2 separate regions of the Homo sapiens genome follow, and region 2 is linked to region 1. The links are chromatin loops, found by intact Hi-C in ENCODE. Cell type or tissue: OCI-LY7. All regions are shown on one strand. Links, peaks and the distances in the headings refer to the core of each region. The heading gives the core; the rest is flanking DNA.

What was found. Peaks named below come from ENCODE experiments on the same cell type or tissue, not always from the same donor. Only the 100,000 strongest peaks of a DNase experiment are listed, where the experiment ranks them.
Region 2: a loop joins it to region 1, with 7 times the contacts of the local background. A loop is called at or near these places in 11 of 110 quality-filtered maps.

The regions. Positions count from the first base shown.
Region 1 is chr15:67,857,615-67,867,906 of GRCh38, forward strand. No RefSeq gene overlaps it. Among named protein-coding and RNA genes, the nearest start is that of RNU6-1, 23 kb to the left of the region's middle. RefSeq lists enhancers at 2,108-2,608, 2,664-2,753, 5,103-5,192. In OCI-LY7, for the core only: CTCF peaks have their summits at 5,967 (motif pointing right) and 6,168; DNase peaks (open chromatin) are centred at 5,377 and 5,967; H3K4me3 peaks cover 1,513 bases; H3K27ac peaks cover 2,571 bases.
Region 2 is chr15:68,185,735-68,194,721 of GRCh38, forward strand. PIAS1 (protein inhibitor of activated STAT 1) reads left to right here. Exons shown (of 14, transcript NM_016166.3): 14 at 1,808-8,113. The coding sequence ends at 2,101. CALML4 (calmodulin like 4) reads right to left here. Exons shown (of 5, transcript NM_033429.3): 5 at 4,971-8,378. The coding sequence ends at 8,281. LOC105370871 (a long non-coding RNA gene) reads right to left here and starts at 1,812. Exons shown (of 2, transcript XR_932396.3): 1 at 1-1,812. In OCI-LY7, for the core only: CTCF peaks have their summits at 6,502 and 6,705; DNase peaks (open chromatin) are centred at 1,897 and 3,107; H3K4me3 peaks cover 1,923 bases; H3K27ac peaks cover 6,678 bases.

The DNA.
Region 1 (10,292 bases), core at 1,039-9,038:
TTTGTAAGATGAACATGTGCGGGTGCCCACATATGTACACACGTGTGTGCATGTATACACATGTACATGCATATGTATATGCTGATATGGTCATCTTTGAAAAAAGACCATCAGCCATACTGTATTTCCTTAAATTCTTGATTTTCAACTTATGTTTCAGGCAGTTGCAGAGTGTCTTTGAGTAACTTTCAGGAAGATTGCATGCTATGAGTCTCAATGTGCAGTATGTAAAACGGCCATCTTCTTTCTTATTTTAAAATTCATAGCCAGGTGCGGTAGCTCACCCCTGGAATCCCAGCACTTGGGAGGCCGAGGCAAGTAGATCACCTGAGGTCAGTCTCTACTAAAAATATAAAAATTAGCTAGGGGGTGGGGCGGGAGGAGTGTAGGAATGGCACATGCCTGTAGTCCTAGCTACTGGGAAGGTTGAGGCAGGAGAACTGCTTGAACCCAGCAGGTGGAGGTTGCAGTGAGCCGAGATCACATCACTGCACTTCAGCCTAGGCAACAGAGTGAGACTCTGTCTCAAAAAAAAAAAAAATCACAAGGCCAGCCATGGTGGTTCAAGCCTGTAATCCCAGCACTTTGGGAGGGCAAGGTGAGAGGATCCCTTGAAGCCAGTGGATGCTCAATGCACTTGCCTCCTGCACTGTGGAAGAAGCCAGTTTTGTCTCCATTTGCATATGCATTTCAATCTTCCTGATCTATATGTGTGTCTGTTCTTTGCATTCTCTTTTGAACTGGTTGTAGGCTCCTACTGGGTCCCTCATTAATAATGAGTTAAATAAAATCCAGAACACATGTATATTTTAAATCTGCATGAGAATCATAATCTTTTTTGAAATTATCCTTTAACATTCCTTTCCTGAAAAGTTGAGAAACGATGTATTCGACACTATCTATGACAATGTAACAGCCATGATTTAATGATACTGATGGACAGTAGAATGTACATATGCAGATATAGTGTAGTTAGAACTACATTTAATATTAAGAAAAAAACACTCGAAAAGATAAAATGTGTTGAATTGTTTAACATTTTTCTTTATTATATTTTCCAAAAATTTAAAAACAGGCTGATGCTACCTTGGTAGAGAAATCCAGTGAAGCTAAACTCTAAGCCTCTGTTTTATTGAGGGATTAGTAATTTTTTTTTTTTTTTTTTTGAGACAGAGTCTCACTCTGTCACCCAGGCTGGAGTGCAGTGGCGTGACCTTGGCTCACTGCAACCTCTGCCTCCTGGGTTCACACCATTCTCCTGACTCAGCCTCCCAGGTAGCTGGGACCACAGGCACCTGCCACCACGCCCGGCTAATTTTTTTTGTATTTTTAGTAGAGATGGGGAGTAATTGTTTTATGGTTCTTGAAGGGCTGGGAGGGGCTTCCTGGTCTCTGCATGTCACTGGGGTCAGTGGGAGTGCTGCTGGAAAGTGAGGGAACATATGATGATTAATAGTAATAATAATAATAAATCAGTACTTGTAATGTCCCAGGAATTGTGTCAAGCAGTATCTCATTTAACCCTTACAACAGCCCTTTGAAGTAGATACTGGTAGATGGTATTTCCATTGGCTAGGTGCGGTGGCTCACGCCTATAATCCCAGGACTTTGGGAGGCTGGGATGGGAGGATTGCTTGAGACCAGCCTGGCAACCTGGTCAGACCTTGTCTCTACAAAAAATAAAAAAAATTAACTGGGCATGGTGGCATGCACTCGTGTAATTGCAGCTGCTGGGGAGCCTGAGGCAGGAGGATCCTTTGAGCCCAGGAGGTCAAGATTGATGTGAGCTGTGATCCCACCACTGCACTCCAGCCTGGGTGACAGAGTGAGACCCTGTCTCAAAAAAAAAAAAAAAAAATGGTATGCCCATTTTACAGATGAGGAAACTAAGGTTAGGAAACTTAAGTGACTTGCCCAACTAGTATGTGGTGGAACCCAGACTGAGACATGGGCTCTTAACCCCCCTGCTACTGTGTGTCATGTGAGAAATGTTGGAGAGGAAGTCCTGGGATCTCCTCCTGAAGAAATTGTCCCCACTACTGGATCCAAGCCCTCAGAATCAATTCATCCGTGAAACATTCACTGAGCCTCCTCTGTGTTCCAGGCCCTGAGGATAAAACGTGATCTGAGTCTTCAAGTAACTCAGGAGCCAGGGTGAACAGCCAGGGACGGGAGTCGGCCAAAGGAGGGGCCTTGGCAGGGGTAGGGAGGGTGAGGAGGTGCTTCCAGGAGGTGGCGGCAACCTGCTTGAGTCTTAAAGGACAGGAAGAGCCAGGCTGGTAAAGGGGTGAGGGTTGGGAAAAGGGCATTGAGGGCAGAAGGGCTTGAGCACAGAGGGGAAAGAAACCCCTGAGAGACACCATCAGCACACTCATTTCAGCTCTGCGGCTCACCTGCCTCCACTGTCCCCGCTTCTGCCGCTGCCCTGGTTACCAGAAGTCGTTTTGTTCAGTGGGAAGGTGGGCACAGGTCACTGCTAGGGGTGGGTACCTGAACATGCCAACCAGAGCCTCCTTTTTCCAAGATGTTTGAACATGGGTCAGATGGTCTCTCTCCAGGGCCTGACGGTGAGAGGTGCAGCCTGCAGAAGGCCTTAGCAGTGGGTGTGCAGGGGGCACCGTGAGAGTGGGCAGACCAGGCTGTCTGAGCAAGGACTCAACACACCTCTGAGGTCCCGCTGCATGCTCAGCATGGGTCCCGGGACACATGCCAGGGCCTTCTTAACACATTTCTTGTTTCCTTTAGATTGTCCAAATTGGGTTTCTGTCACCTGTAACCAAAGATCCTTGCTGACACAGCCCCTGAGTTGGTCAGACTCAGGAGAGGGACATTTAAACTAAGAGAGGCTCACCTATAGATCAGGAAGCCAACTGACTCATTTCCCGTGAGAAGTGTCACGGCTCAGTGGGTCAGCCTTTCACATCATTACTGCCGGTGTCTCCTTTCCCTGGAGAAAAGCCATCTGGATTGACAACTGGCCTCTTGGAGCAGGCCCCAGGCCCAGCAAGGATCTATAGCTAGAGGCATCAAGCAAGGACTGCCCAAGGGTCCAAAAACTGTTTCTGTTAAGGTCCAGACAGTGAATATTGTAGACTTTGCAGTCTCTGTTGAAACCATTCAACTCTACCACTGCAGTGTGAAAACAGCCACAGACAGCACATAAATACATGAGCATAGCTGTGTTCCAATAAAACTTTACTTATAAACATTGAAATTTGAATTTCATACAGTTTTCATGTGTCCTGATGTATTACTCTCTCTTTTTTCTTTTTTGAGACGGAGTCTTGCTCTGTTGCCCAGGCTGGAGTGCAGTGGCGCAATCTCAGCTTACTGCAACCTCTGCCTCCTGAGTTCAAGTGATTCTCCTGCCTCAGCCTCCTGAATAGCTGGAATGACAGGCACACACCACCACACCTAGCTAATTTTTGTATTTTTAGTAGAGACAGGGTTTTGCCATGTTGGCCAGGCTGGTCTGGAACTACTGACCTCAGGTGATCCACCCGCCTCGGCCTCCCAAAGTGCTAGGATTACAGGCGTGGGCCACAATGCCTGGCCAATATATTACTCTTCTTTCAACTTTTTTAAGAACATTAAAGCCATTCTTAGCTCTCAGACCAAGCAGAAACCAGTGGTGAGGGACCAGATTTAGCTTTGCAGCCTGTAGTCTGCCTGCTGTTGGCCTAGGGCATGAACACGTATGCTGAGAAAGAAGATGGTTGACAAGGAGGCTGGACAACTGGGTCCATGGGCCAGGCCAGGGACACTTCTGGGGCTGCTATGCAGGCTTGTCACTCTAGCTGCTTCTTCTCTAGCCATTCAGATCACCCTCTTCAGTCTACACCCTCCTGAAGAAGAAGCTCAGGACCCATGAGTGGGCTTAAGTGCTTGGAAATGATGACATGTCTAGTCTTGCCTTCCAAAATTTAGCCTTGGACTGCCTTGATGCAGCCGCTCCTGACGCTTCTAGGGGCAGCTGTCCTGCCCCTATCCCCTGTGAAAAGCAGATTATGAAAGCCCACTCATCCCACCCCACACAACCCAGGACCCAGAGGCCAGGGAGAGAATAGGCTGGCTGCAGCCGCTGACTCATGCCCTGGCATGAAGGCATGAACTTGTTCGAGAGGGATCTTAAAAGATACAGTAGGAAGCTGCAGTTACAAGTGGGCTCTGTGGCTGGGTGTGGTAGCTCACACCTGTAATCTCAGCACTTTGGGAGGCCGAGGCAGGTGGATCACTTGAGGTCAGGAGTTCAAGACCAGCCTGGCCAATATGGTGAAAACCTATCTTTACTAAAAATACAAAAACCAGCAAGGTGTGGAGGCATGTGCCTGTAGTCCCAGCTACTCGGGAGACTGAGGCAGGAGAATTGCTTGAACCCGGGAGGTGGAGGTTGCAGTGAGCCGAGATTGTGCCACTGCACTCCAGCCTGGGGAACAGAGTGAGACTCTATCTCAAAAAAAAAAAAAAAAAAAAGTGAACTCTGTGACTGGAAGGTTGAGTAGATTCAGGGACCAGGGTAGTTGTAGGAGGCCAGATGTCAGTTGAAGTTGGGGGAATGGAGATTGGTGGAAGAGATAACAGTGGGTATCCTGGAGACAGAGATTGACCGACTGACTGGCTGAAAGAGAGACAGACACAGCAGGTGAATCCCAGACCTGCCTTGTTTCTGGCCCTTCCTGAGGCTTGACTAGGGGGTCTTCACTGTAACTTCATAGCCCCCTTCCCCTATACCTGGGGTAATCTGGGTAATCCCAATGCTTCTCCAATACGTTCTATCAAACCAGAAGCTGTGGAGCAGGTAATTTCTTTCTATTTATTTATTTTTGGATTGGTATAAATTTATGGGATACAAGTATAATTTTGTTACATGCACAGAATTCGTAGTGGTGATGTCAGGCTTTCAGGGTATCCATCACCCAAATAACATACATTGTACCCATTAAGTGAATTCTCATCATCCATCCCCACATCCCCTTCTCTGCGTCCACTATCATTCATACTCACACCCATATGTATACATTATTTAGTTCCCACTTATGAGTGAGAACATGAGTATTTGTCTTTCTGTGTCTGACTTTTTTCACCTAACAACCTCCAGTTCCATCCATGCTGCTGCAGAAGACACAATTTCATTCATTTTTGTGTCTGAACACGATTCCATTGGGTATACAGATCATATTTTATTTATCCAATCATCTGTTGATGGAGACGTAGGTTGATTCCATGTCTTGGAGGACGTCATTTCCGCTGTTGGCGGAACTCATCCTGAGCTTCTGATCTTACTCTCCAAGGGAACTCTGCACTTCATGTTGGGGACTTTTTGCTGTCTTGGTGTCTGCAGGTTGGAATCTTGCTTCAGCCACAAAATTTCAGTTGGGTGGTCTGGGTCTCACTTCCCTCACCTCTTAAATGGCTGTCCTGCATCATGCACCATTTACTATGACAATGTTGACCTTTATCTGAGCCCTGTGCCTCCAGAAGGCAGCGACGATAAAGTTCTCCAACCTCTTTAAGTTCCAAGGAAAGAGCTAAGCCACAAAGGACCACCTTAAGCTCGCATCCCAAGGAAATACGGATCTCCATCCTTTCTTACTATTCCCTAAGATTCGCTGATGACTCCATTGTTTACCTGCCTCTCTAAAACCCCAGTCCCCTTTGAGATGCTCCTCATTAATGAACGTTCTCCCTATTGCAATGGCCTGAATGAAATCTTAACTGTCTGGGGCTTTTGGCGTTCACAATGACCATAATTGTGCTATTGTAAGCGTCAATCGGGGGCGCAGCCGGAGTCCCAGGTCCCAGTCCTGGCTTCCCCATGTCAGGCTTCCCCTTCGGGCCGGTTTCAGGTCTCAATTGGGAGCTCCCTAAGGGCCCCTGGCTTAGAATATGTGTGAGTGGCAACCCAGTCCCTCAACCCCTGCGCGGGGAGCCGGGGCAGAGCGAACTGCTGTAACTTTCGCACGCCGCCACCAGAGGGCGGCGGCTCCGCGGAGGAGGGCCCCAGCCTCTGCGCCGGCTCGCGCCCGCAGTGCCTTTAAAACGTGCGTTGGAAGTAGACGCCACGCAGCCTGCTTTCCAGAGTCCCGGCGTTTCCCCTCTTCCACCGCTGCACTCCAGGGGCCTCCCTTACGCGTCCGCACGCGGCGAGTCCTTCCACTATGCAGGGCGCGCCGCAGGACTCTTGAGTGGGCGGGAAGGCTGGAAAGCCAGCCTGGAGCTTCTGGTCTCTAGTGCTGTGCAGGGCACAAGGTCCCTGCCCCTCCCGCGGCCGCTGGCCTCTCTTCTCCTTAAGCCAGGTCGAAGGATTCCTGAGGCAGCGGGAAATGGGGAGGAGGGACAGGAGTCCCAAGACCACTGTCTTGGGTGCGGGATTTAACCAGTCACACCCGTCAGCCCCTTGGAACGTCACAGTGTTCCCTTAAAGTGGGCAAGACAAGAACTGTTGCCCCGTCTGAAAGTGGGCAAACGGGCTCCCAAAGAAAAAAGTTGATTAGGAGAGCTAGTAAATGGCAGAATTAGGACAGGAACTCAGTTCTCCTAGGCCCAGACTTGGAGCTCTTGGGGTGGGGCAGCACAGAGATGGCTGTCTGCCTGGCGTAAGTAAACTGGTCCCTTCAGCAGAAACGGGCGCTGCACATCCTCTTCCCGCAGGACGGCGACCCCTGGACATCAAAATGCAGCCACTTTTGGACTCAAATTGTAGAGTTCTTTTTTGTTGTTGTTGTTATTTATGTATGTATTTATTTATTGACACGGAGTCTCGCTCTGTCACCCAGGCTGGAGTGCAGTGGCGCGATCTTGTGTCACTGCAACCTCCACCTCCCGGGTTCAAGCAATTCTCTTGCCTCAGCCTCCCGAGTAGCTGGGACTACAGGCGCCCGCCACCACGCCTGGCTAACTTTTGTATTTTTAGTCGAGACGGGGTTTCACCATGTTGATCAGGCTGGTCTCGGACTCCTGACCTCGTGATCCACCCGCTTCGGCCTCCCAAAGTGCTGGGATTACAGGCGTGAGCCACCGCACCCGGCCCAAATTGTAGAGTTCTATGTACAGCCACGTTTCCATGATCTTTTTTTGTTGTTTTTGTTTTGTTTTTGTTTGAGACACAGTCTCACTCTGTTGCTCAGGCTGGAGTGCAGTGATGCGATCTTGGCTCACCGCAACGTCCGCCTCCCAGGTTCAAGTGATTCTCTTGCCTCAGCCTCCTGAGTAGCTGGGATTACAGGCGCACACCACCACGCCTGGCTAATTTTTGTATTTTTAGTAGAGAGGAGGTTTCACCATGTTGGCCAGGCTGCTCTCGAACTCCCAGCCTCAAGCGATCCACCACCTCGGCCTTCCAAAGTGCTGGGATTACAGGTGTGAGCCACTGCGCCCGGCGTGTTTGCTTTTTAAAGTGCATATGTCTACATACACATTTTAGAGGCAAATAGAAATACAAAAGCCAAACTGTCCACAGTGGCTGTCTGTGGCAGTTGGAGTAGCAGTAATGGAAATTGCATTTTCTCTGTATTGTCCAAAATATTCACTACTAGCATATATAAATCAGAAAGAGGAGCAATGATTCAGGACTTCTGTTTGACAAAATGATAATAATAATAATTCCTCTTTAAATAATTGGAAAATACAGGCTGGATGCAGTGGCTCATGCCTGTAATCCTAGCACTTTCGGAGGCCGAGGTGGGAGGATCCCTTGAGCCCGGGAGTTTGAAACCAGCCTGGGCAACATGTCAAAACTCCATCTCTACAAAATAAAAAATAAAAATAAATAAAAATGGGAAAATAAAGAGAATGAAGAAAATAAAATTCATCAGTACCCCCTGCCAAATATTGGTATTTTTCTTTCTGGTTGGTTTCTTTCTCTACAAAATGTGAATAACGGTATTAACTGTACAGGAATGTTGTGAGGATTGAGTGAGAGAACGTATATAATAGTTAACATTCCAGAAGTGTTAGCTATTTTTATATGTAACAAAATCAGCACCAGACTGTATCTACTGTTTCTGTGCTGCCGTCTTCACAGCCAACATTGCTTCATGAACAGTTTCCCATTCAATTATGCTTTTTAAAATTGTATTTTTAGTGATAGTACAGTATTTTATTACATTTAAGTACAATTTATTTAAGTTATCCCCTATTGTTAAGCCTTTAGATTGTTTCCAATTTTTGCTGTTAAAATAACAGAGAGATTAACATCTTTAAACATCTACCTTTGTCAGCATTTCTGATTATTTCCTTAGATGAATTTTTTAGAGGTAGGATTACTGGGACAAAGGGTGCAAATATTTTTCAGGCTTTTGACTCAGGTTACCAAATTGCTTCCCAGAAAGATCTTGCCAATTTACATTCCCACCTGCAGTGCGTGAGAATGTCTGCCCCACAGCACACAAAGGAGGGATTTTATTTTGGGATGGGTGAGATTTGAGTCTGTTGCTGAACCGAGGAAAATGAGCCCCCCAAGCCCCATAGCGAGGTAGAGTTTAAACTTCGGGACAGAGAGGGGATGTCAAAACAGGCAAAGTCCATGGGAGAAAGGGAGGGGATTTGGAGCAGGTTTACAGAGATTGTCTTGGATTTAAGAAGGGACACCTTGTGTTTGGAGACTGATGGAAAGAGGTATGATTGGGTGTAGACAGAATCATTGTAAGGAGGTAGGTGGATTCAAGAGGCTAGTCCCTAGTGGCTACCTTTTCTCAGTCAAGTAGGAGGTTGGGTCATCTATCCAAAGGTAATAGGTGAGCCTGAGAAGGGGACTTGAGGAGAGAGGTGCGACCCTTTAACTTGAGGACAATAAAAGAGTTGACTGTCCAGTTGAGGGTGATGACTTTGAGTTTGTCATGGCACCATTCTGCAGAGCTGTGGGTACTTTCTCTACAGCACGCAGTCACCTGGGGAAAGAAAAAGTCATACATATTAATTTAAACCAAATCTTTCAAAATGTGGTCAACAGTAGAAAACTATTTTTGGGGAGCTGGAGGGATTCATGGTAATGAAAAACTTGTGGGTTTCTGGAGTTGTACCGAACTTTCAAGGATCAGTTAATTTCTATCTTATATAAGTTGTTCCAGAAAGTTAGAAAAGACCAAAGTTGCCCAGATCATTTTATGAAACCAATATAATCTTGATTCCAAAATCAGTAAGGACAAAGCAATAAATAAATGTATTAAGTTCATTTCACCTATGAATGCATGTATAAAAATCCTGGCCAGACACGGTGGCTTACACCTATAATCCCAGCACTCTGGGAGGCCAAGGCAGGCAGATCACTTGAGGTCGGGAGTTCAAGACCAGCCTGGCCAACATGGTGAAACCCCGTCTCTACTAAAAATACAAAAAATTAGCTGGGCATGGTGGCATGCACCTGTAATATTAGCTACTTAGGAGGCTGAGGCAGGAGAAACGCTTGAGCCTGGGAGGCAGAGGTTGTAGTGAGCCGAGATTGCTCCATTGCACTCCAGCCTGGGCAACAGAGCGAGACTCTGTTAAAAAAAAAAAAAGAATCTTAAATAAAATAGCAACTAATCTAGTTATATGTTTTTTGAAAGTAGGTTTATCCCAGGAATTCCAGCTCAACATTGAAAATCACCCCACTTTAATAAAGGACAAAAATCACATGAAAAAAATCACATGAGTATCTCAAATGGTGAAGAAAAAGCAGCATATTGATAAAGTTTTTCACCTATTTTTTATTTATGAATAACTCAGCATATGACTTCCTTGAACTTATGAAAATGAAAAAAAAAAAAAACTTAGCAAACTGGAAATAGGAAAGGTGTGTTTAATTTGATAAAGGTTATATAGGGCCAGGTGCAGTGGCTAACACTTGTAGTCCCAGCACTGTGGGAGGCCAAGGCAGGAGGATTGCTTGAGCCCAGGAGTTCGAGACTAGCTTGGACAACATAGTGAGACCCCATTTCTACCAAAAATACAATAATTAGCCAGGGGTGGTGGCACATGCCTATAGTCCTAACTACTTGGGAGGCTGAGGTGGGAGGATGGCTTGAGCCTCAGAGGTCGAGGCTGCAGTGAGCCATGATTACACCACTTCACTCCAGCCTGGGAGACACAGCACGACCCTGTCTCAGAAAAAACTGGTTATATAGCAAAAACTTAAAGCAAACACTACACTTAATGAAGAAACTAGGAGCATTCACTTTAACATCTGGAACAAAATAAGGCATCCAACTGTACTGCTATCATTTACTATATAATAATAGAAGTTCCAGACAAAGCTATGAATGAAGAAAAATGTAAGACATACAGGATGAGAAGAAATAAAATTGTCACTATGT
Region 2 (8,987 bases), core at 988-8,987, 330 kb after region 1:
GGGTAGATCATGAGGTCAGGAGTTCGAGACCAGCCTGACCAACATGGTGAAACCCCGTCTCTACTAAAAATACAAAAATTAGCTGGGCGTGGTGCTACACGCCTGTAATCCCAGCTACTCGGGAGGCTGAGGCAGAAGAATCACTTGAACCTGGGAGGCGGAGGTTGCAGTGAGCCGAGATTGCGTGCACCACTCTACTCCAACCTGGGTGGCAGAGCGAGACTCCATCTCAAAAACAAAACAAACAAAAAAAACATGGGCCCTAACAATGAAAGGTTTTCATTAATAGAGAGGAATGTTTATGGTACATTATCTACTTACAAGCAAACCTATGATAAAAAAGAAACCAAGCCAAACACCATGGACATATTTCTGAAAAGAGTGACACCTCCTTAAGAAGAGCCTCAGGCAGGTCCTTCAGTGGGTGTTCCAGAAGATTGTTGTCATAGCAAATGACAGCTCCATGCATGCTATTTTCCCTGAAGACCATGCAGTGGGACAAGCTGTGCAGATGGAAGACAGTGACATCGATGACCCTGACCTCCCTGTGTAGGCCTAGGCTAATGTGTTGTGTGTGTCATTTTTAACAAAAAAGTTAAAAAGTAAAAAATATTTTAAAATGTTAAAAATAGAGACTTACAGAATAAGGATATAAAGAAGGAAATATTTTTGTTCAGCTGTACAATGTACTTGTGTTTTAAATTAAGTGTTACAAGAGTCAAAGTTTTAAAAAATCAGTTTATAAAGTAAAATTAGTTAGCTAATGTTAATTTATTATTGAAGAAAGAAAAATATTTTTAACACATTTAGTGTGGCCATAGTGTACAGTGTTTATAAAGTCTACAGTAGTGTACAATAATGTCCTAAGCCTCACATTCACTCACCATTCACTCACTGGCTCACCCAGAGCAACTTCCAGTACTGCAGGCTCCATTCATGGTAAGTGCCCTATACAGGTGTATCATTTTTTTATCTTTTATACCATATTTTTACTGTACCTTTTCTATGTTGAGATATACACATACTTAGCATTGTGTTACAGTTGCCTACGGCATTCAGCACAGTAACATGCTGTACAGGTTTGTAGCCTGGGAGCAGTAGGCCAGACCACACAGCCTAGGTGTGTAGCAGGCTCTACTGTCTAGGTTTGTGCAAGCACACTGTGATGTTTGCACAGCCACAAAACCGCCTAATGATGCATTTCTCAAAACACATCCGTGTCATTAAGCGACGCATGACTGTATTTAAAAGTATAATGTGTAGCCAAGAGAAAGATAAATTTCCTTGGAAAACTTAGAGTAATCATACCCATTATCATTATGGCTTTAAAATTTAAATAAAAATTCTAACTTTCAGTGGTGCCTGAGTGTATAATAAGAACAGTGTCTGTTGGTTTCCAGTACTGTTTTATAAAGAAACAGGGCAGTGAGTCATATTGACTGATAGATTTCTTGGCTAAGTATCTCCTTACTAGCAAGAGCATGGACTGTCTGCCCCTCCTGCTGCTTCTGAGCATATGCTTCTTGGGAAATAGAATTGGTAATTGCTTGCAATACAAACTAAAACAAAAAACAATAAAATTTATATTTTGTTTTTCCTCCAGTTTCAGATACAAAAATGTCTTCTCAAGATCAATGCTCCAGTCCTTACATAAGGCCATTTGATTTTGCAAAATGTCTTAGTAAATATTTCAGAAACCCTAGATACTCAGGCTATCTTAAATTTAGGGCTGTGTCCCGCTGAGGAGAAAATATATTAATTTGGAAGTATAATTAACATTTTTGTGTCTTTTGTTTCCCCTCCCTAGCATTACAACACCTCCTTGCTTGCCGCTGCAGCAGCAGCAGTTTCAGATGATCAAGACCTCCTACACTCGTCTCGGTTTTTCCCGTATACCTCCTCACAGATGTTTCTTGATCAGTTAAGTGCAGGAGGCAGTACTTCTCTGCCAACCACCAATGGAAGCAGTAGTGGCAGTAACAGCAGCCTGGTTTCTTCCAACAGCCTAAGGGAAAGCCATAGCCACACCGTCACAAACAGGAGCAGCACGGACACGGCATCCATCTTTGGCATCATACCAGACATTATTTCATTGGACTGATTCCCAGGCCCTGCTGCTCCCATCCCCACCCCAGATCGAATGAACTTGGCAGAAAGAAGAGAACTTTGTGCTCTGTTTTACCTTACTCTGTTTAGAAAAGTATACAAGCGTGTTTTTTTTCCTTTTTTTAGGGAAAAAATTAAAAGAAATGTACAGAGAACAAAACTATATTTTCAGTTTTACTTTTGTATATAAATCTAAGACTGCCTGTGTGATAAAACACTTGTTTAAAAAAAAAAAGGAAAGAAAAGAAAAAAGAAAAACAAGCACCCACAAACCACCTTCAGTTCATTTTTTTCTGGATTCTGAAGATTTTTCATTATTTGTCCTATGGTTTTGGTTTTATTTGACTTCGATGGCATTATTTTATTTGCAATAACAGAAAAGGAATTGCATGTATGAAGTTTTCAATCGTGGGCTTTTCTTTGTTGTGGGGAGGGGGTCGGGGGATAGTTTGATTTCCATTTTCTGAAAACGACAGACTTGGATTCTGTTTGTGTGTGCATATTTTATCCAGCCTTAAGTTATAAAGCTCATCTGTCCCGCTGCATTCCCTGTGTATTTTCAGGACATGGCTCGTGGGTGTGTGTGTTCATTGTGTGCGTCTGTATGTATTTTTCTGTCATCACTGTTCCCTCTCCTCCCGAGTGTGCATTCAGTTAATATAATCAGTTGCTTGCTTCTTTCAAAGTGCTTTGAAGGTCTTGAACTCACGTGTGAGCATCTTTATCAACTATCCCAATTGCATGTTCTCCATCACATATTCTCTTATTTGCTCTGTACCCCCTGAGAATATGTTTTAGAGATATTGGAATAAAGCTGTCTGGGTAAGGAGTAGGCTTAGCCGACCTATGAATAATACACTTTAGTCTAGTTCTTTATTCTAAATCTGGATTGCCAGTATTGTGTATTTAAACCAAGTCTGTGAATACCTGCTTTTTTTGGCCACAGAGTAACAAGTTTTCATGTAAGATCTTCATACCAAAGTAGGAAGTAAAAATAGCTTAGAAAGCTCTGTCAGGTGTTTTGTGCAGCTGACAGAGGTAATGTTACATCACCTAAAAAAGAAAGATACACGGTCAGTTATCCTAAAAATAAATTGTTTGGAAAGTACAATGCACCACATTTTTGTAGAAGTCTACTATTTGATAAACAGTTGAAATTCAAGATGTGTTTGACCCTTAGTCATTTTTACTCTTTGGTTCTGAGTATACCTATTTTCTTAGCGTATCTGCCTTGTTTATCTTTTTCTTCACCTTTTAACAAGTATGACATAGGAAAGTCATTTTTTTTTAGAATTCATGGATCAGTCTGATCTACTCTTATTCATAATGGAACATGTAAATATACTGAAAACTGTTTTTCAGGAGAGAAATATGAGTTGGAGGGAAGGAAAAGTGGTTCTACTAATGTTCCAAAATCCTCATCAGAGAAGGTATGATGTTCTCAGGTGTGGAAAATATTTTTTAGTTGATTGAGAATGCAGGTTTAACAGAAGAGATAAGGGGCATAATGACTGCTGGTTTTCCAGACTGGATTTTCCTACCGCAACTATTAATGTTCTCAGAGTTGATGAGGACCACCTTTGTGTATACACTTGTAGTTTTAAACCTTGCATTGGTAACAAAATGATCAACTTTAATCCAGGTAGAATTCAAGATGGCTGTACTTCAGTTGTATGATAAAATTAATGGTTCTCATGACTTGTGTGGCATCTAAAAATAATGTTTTTATAGCATCTCTCTGCCACTAAATTGTTGACTTGAATTTTGGGAAAAAAAAAAGTTGGTGTTGATATGTATATGTGTGTGTGTATATATGTATTTATAAACAAGTGTGTTTGAGTAACAAGTGAGTTTCATAGTCTTCCCCTACGCATGTGTATTCCACACACAAATGGCTGAGTTATAGTCATAAAACAATTTGCAATAAAAAAAAAACCAAAACAGATTGTCAGTTAACCAGGAAACAGTTAATGTTTTTTAATGAATCTGGCATTATAGTGAGCAAATGTCGTATTAATTTAGGCTAATTTCTAATACTACCATAATTTGTGTCTAAATTTCTGTTGGGGTAGAAATTACTAAAATTGTGGGGAGTTTTTTCTGATTTTTACATTGCTTTAGGAAACATTTTTACTAATTCAGCTGTCTTAGGTAAAATGAATAGTTTTCTTCCTGTTTTTTTATGTGTCATTGTTAGTGGTCTCAGAATTCTGATCAGTAACTTTGTGTATGATGCTGAATTACAAACCGTTTGAATGATCCAGTTGAAAACGTATCCCTCTACTTTCTTCAGTTGTAGAAAAGGTTAATTTCCCTCAGTGTCCCACATTATACCAACCTAAGAGAAGAACAGGTAATAGGGAGAAATAAACATACGGTGGTTTCAGTGGTTTTGGTCATGTGTCCACAGGAGAAACTAACCATTCAGTTGTCTTAATTTTAGTTCGTTCTACCCTGTGAGGAGTTTGTTTCCATCAGTTGTTGACTTTCCAAAATGTTGCATTAAGTAATAGTTGTCACTCTGTTGGTCTCATGGTCAATATCAATCAGACTTTCATGATCTCTACTAATTATTAGTAGAGTCCTGTACTATGTCTGTAACTACTAAGTTTAAAGAAAAGCACATAGTCACTTCATCTCTTTTTTTCTTAGCCTACGCTCACTCCCCAACCCATCCCAACATTGACATGCTATCTGTGGACAAATAGCAGTTCTCAGAATCTAGTCAAGTTGCCATCATCCCCCTTGCCTTGGCCGTTCATAGTAGGTATGCATATGTTTGTTTCTGTACAGTACTGTGTGTGTGTGTGTGTATATATATATACATCTGTATGCACACATCTTTGATAAAATAGCTATTTGACTAGCAGGGTTAAAGTGGCTTTTAATTACTTCGTGAGTGTTATTGGATACATCTTAAAAAAAAAAAATCTGAACCAGAACCATGCCATACTTGGTTGACTATTTTGAGCATTAAAATTGCTTTACTAATTATTTAGACATGATCACAATTCTGTATCTTTACTGAGGAAAGATTCACGTAAGCTCTGAAAAATCGGATTCTTTGGCAGATTTTCCTTTGAGTCAAGTGTCTGAAATGGAGTGAAAATATATCCTAACTAAATTAATGTGGAAAGAGCATTTTTTTAGACAATTTCAATTTTAAACACATAAAACTTTCAAGATCTTCAGGACTTTTTAAAGCACATTTGAAATTATTTTAGTAAGAATTTTGTTTTATCAATAGATGTTGAATTCTGTTTTTTAATTAAATACAAAGCTTAGATTTCAGAAAGAGAGGGAAAATAGCTGGTGGTCCCAGAGTGTGCTGCTGTTAATTGTTTAACAAAGGGGAAAATGTACATAAACAGATAAAGTTACCATAAATTCCATGAACTTAAATCTGTGATTCATTGCCTTAAAACTTTCTCTCTTAGAATTTCCATACCGCATGCCAAACCAGTAAAATGGCTTTTAAAAATGTATAGTAGACAATGTCAGTTTGTATAAAAGTACCAAGTGAAAATATTTATTACATGCATTGGAAAAAAATTGTTTACCTATTGAATGTTACCTGTTTATGTAGAGCTCTTTAGATGTAATAAAAGAAAAGCCTTCAGTTAATTTGTCTTCTGTAAAATAACACTGCTGGATGTTCAAGGGGACAATCCCTATGAGACAAGTGATAATGGTTTGTGCTTCCAAAGCACCTTTCATCCAGAGATTTCAAAGCATGACAAGTAACTAACTAATTTTCTTGCAGCATGCTTTGAGGTAAGTAATGAATATAGCCATCATTTCCCTTTCTTGTTGAAATATGGCTAACTCTTTAATAAATCACAGCATCTGTTTAGTATCTGCAGTTTGAATGCTAAGAGCACCGTGGCCTTCTTGTAAACAACACTAGGTGCTAGAGAAACCAGCTGGAATTTCAGGAATGAGCTTGAAACCAGGACCAGGAGTAAGGTAACAGCCCTTCCTCGGGTAGAGGTTTGAATCAAACACTTAATAGGATCTTAGACTCTGGACCACTGAATCCCTTAATGAGCAGGGAGTCCGTGAAGAGGAGCCCCAGGTTCTAATGACCATTCCACACCAACTGTGTGTTTTTGGCAAGTTATATTTCAGATTCCTGTTAGGCAAATGAGATTCATAAAACTTGCTTTAAAACCATACTGGGACTATTCAGTGATAAATATAGACATAGAAAAGCTTTGACGGAAAGTACCCTCATTTATTATATCCAGAACTTGCTCTTCCTGTGCCATCTAAATCATTGGTATCTATCTCCCATCTAATCTTTGGTATTCCAGGTTGGCTGTGCAGGATTTACTTCCTAATGTCCATGACTGGAGCTCAAAAGAACTGTGGGCCTAGGACCTTTGAGCTTTGCCTGAAAGTGACAGCAGTTCTCTCGGCGGGGCCAGCATCTAACCGGCCCTCTGGTGGATTTACCATGAAGGTAATGAAGTTTAAGCACCAGGACCCTTCACTTGTTCTGGTCCTAGGAGCAGCCCCAGAAATTCTGCATTTCTGTTTTTGTATTCTTAAGGCAGCCAAATCTCGTAAACCTCAGACCCCACAAAACATCTGCTCCTACACTGTGTGGACCTGGGCTTCCCAGCCAGATGGTCACAACTTCACCTAGTTGGCATTTGGGCCATTTATTTACCCTCACCCCACAAAACTCTTTGGCTCCTAGGAATTCCTCCTCTCCTTGCAGTTATGCTTGGGGAAATGAGAGTCTCCTTCCTCAGGGCCTTGTTTGGGTCTGAAGCCACACAGCATCGTTGAGACAGTTGCACTAACACTACAACTCTTGTTCCCTGCAGTTTTCCCTGTGCCCGGTGCCTAGTGAAAGATTTGTGTCTTGTACATCCTCCCAAAAGACACATCCCATTTGATTTGGTTTTCTTCTACTTTAGCCACTGTGGTACTACTAGACAAAGCCACAGCCCAGAGAACCCACTTTTGATACATACATGGATGCAAATCTTTGTACTTGAAGCCCTGCACCCCTACCTGTGTTGGTGTGGTACTCCAGCCCTTTTAGGACTGTGCTGGCACTACGAATGATCCAGATTTGACAAGTGTATGGCACCTCTGAATCTCTGGCAGCACCAACCTGGCACCTTCTAGCTGTGTAACTCACTCAAAGCCACTCCAGCTGGATGGACTCCCAGAAAGCCTAGTGCTCCTACTACTGTTTTCCAGGGCTGTTGTACCCTGGCCATTGCTGGTTACATCCCCTTATTTCTCTCCGTAAGTCCTGGGGAGGTGGCTTAAGGCAATGACCAGTGTGGGCCACTTGAGCAGACCATCCCGGAACCTCTCTGCCTGTTAACAGAGCCCAGGGAACAGCTCGGAATTCTCACAGCATTGGAAGCCCCCTTCTTGAGCTCTGCAAGGCCAGTCAATTTAGCAGCTCACATCTGGTTTCCTTTGGTGTGGGGTGTAAAGTAGATCGCTCTTCCTGCTCTCAGCTGATGCTGCCTCATTGTAGCATGTGTTTTCACTCTAGTGTTTTCACTCTACACTCTGTGTTTATGAATGAATAGCCTGAGCTATGTCACTATATCTGTTGAGATGGAAATGAGAATTTGTAAATGGGCCTCTGGCACTGCAAGAATTGTTGTCATAAGTGTTACAGCTTTCTGTTCATTGCTGCTTCTCAGCTAGCACTGGCTTCATCTTGGAAAATCTTGGAAATATGGAAGATGGTTCTAGCCCCCAAATACAGAATAAGTCTCTTGGTAGATTGCCCTTAAGTCATCAGCTCAATCCTTCCTCAACAGGCTCCATGAGGTAAGAAGTGGGAATCCAGCTTGTGTGGGGGGGCTTTGAGGAGTGAAATGATTTGCCCAAAGTCACAGTGGGAAGCAGCAGAGCCAGGACTGGAACCCAGGCCAGACTCCAAACCGCAGGCTCCTTCCATGCTTGAAAGGGCCGGACTCACGGTAGTTAATAAAATCAATACAAATCTTTTATTAAAGATCTACTCATACCATGGCTGAAATCATCTATTATTGTTGCTAGTTAGCCTCTCTTCTATAGTTGGGTAATGTTGTCTTGCCACTGTGTTTGCCATCTCTCCCAAGTGAAAAGAACACTTTTTAAAAAAAATTAATTGCTCCAAGTTTTCAGGCCCAGGGGAGGCTCTCCCATTCTCCTCCTTCAATAGTCCCGTCCAGGAAGGGTGATCTTGTGGATAAATTCATCATACTTCACTTTGCCATTGGGTTCGATATCTGCTTCCCTGAAGAGATCATCCACTGCAATAAATCACATTTAATTTTTCAGTTTGGCTTTAGTGTTCCATTATAAAACAGTGAGTTTTTTGGGGACTGGAGCTCCCCTAAGGTCTTCCCTGAGCGTGCAGTTGACTATTCCTGTAGACCAGGAAGTAAACCAGTGAACAGAAAGGGACAACCCATCCCTGCACTCCTGAGACCCTTATTCCATTTTGAGCTAATCGGGCTTTCTGCAGGGGCAGGGAGTAGGGAGGTGTACTGGTAAGGATTCGGTCACTGATGCCACCGTGTGCTTTTTTTTTTTTTTTTTTAAAACAGTTTCGCTCTTGTTGCCCAGGCTGGAGTGCAGTGGCACAATCTCAGCTCACTGCAACCTCCGCCTCCCAGGTTCAAGCGATTCTCCTGCCTCAGGCTCCTGAGTAGCTGAGCTTACAGGCAAGTACCACCATGCCCGGCTAATTTTTGTATTTTTAGTAGAGACGGGGTTTCACCATGTTGGCCAGGCTGGTCTTGAACTCCTGACCTCAGGTGAGCCATCCACCTCAGCCTCCCAAAGTGCTGGGATTACAGGCATGAGCCACTGTGCCCGGCCCACCCTGTGCTTTTATTTTTATTTTTTCATGAAAATAT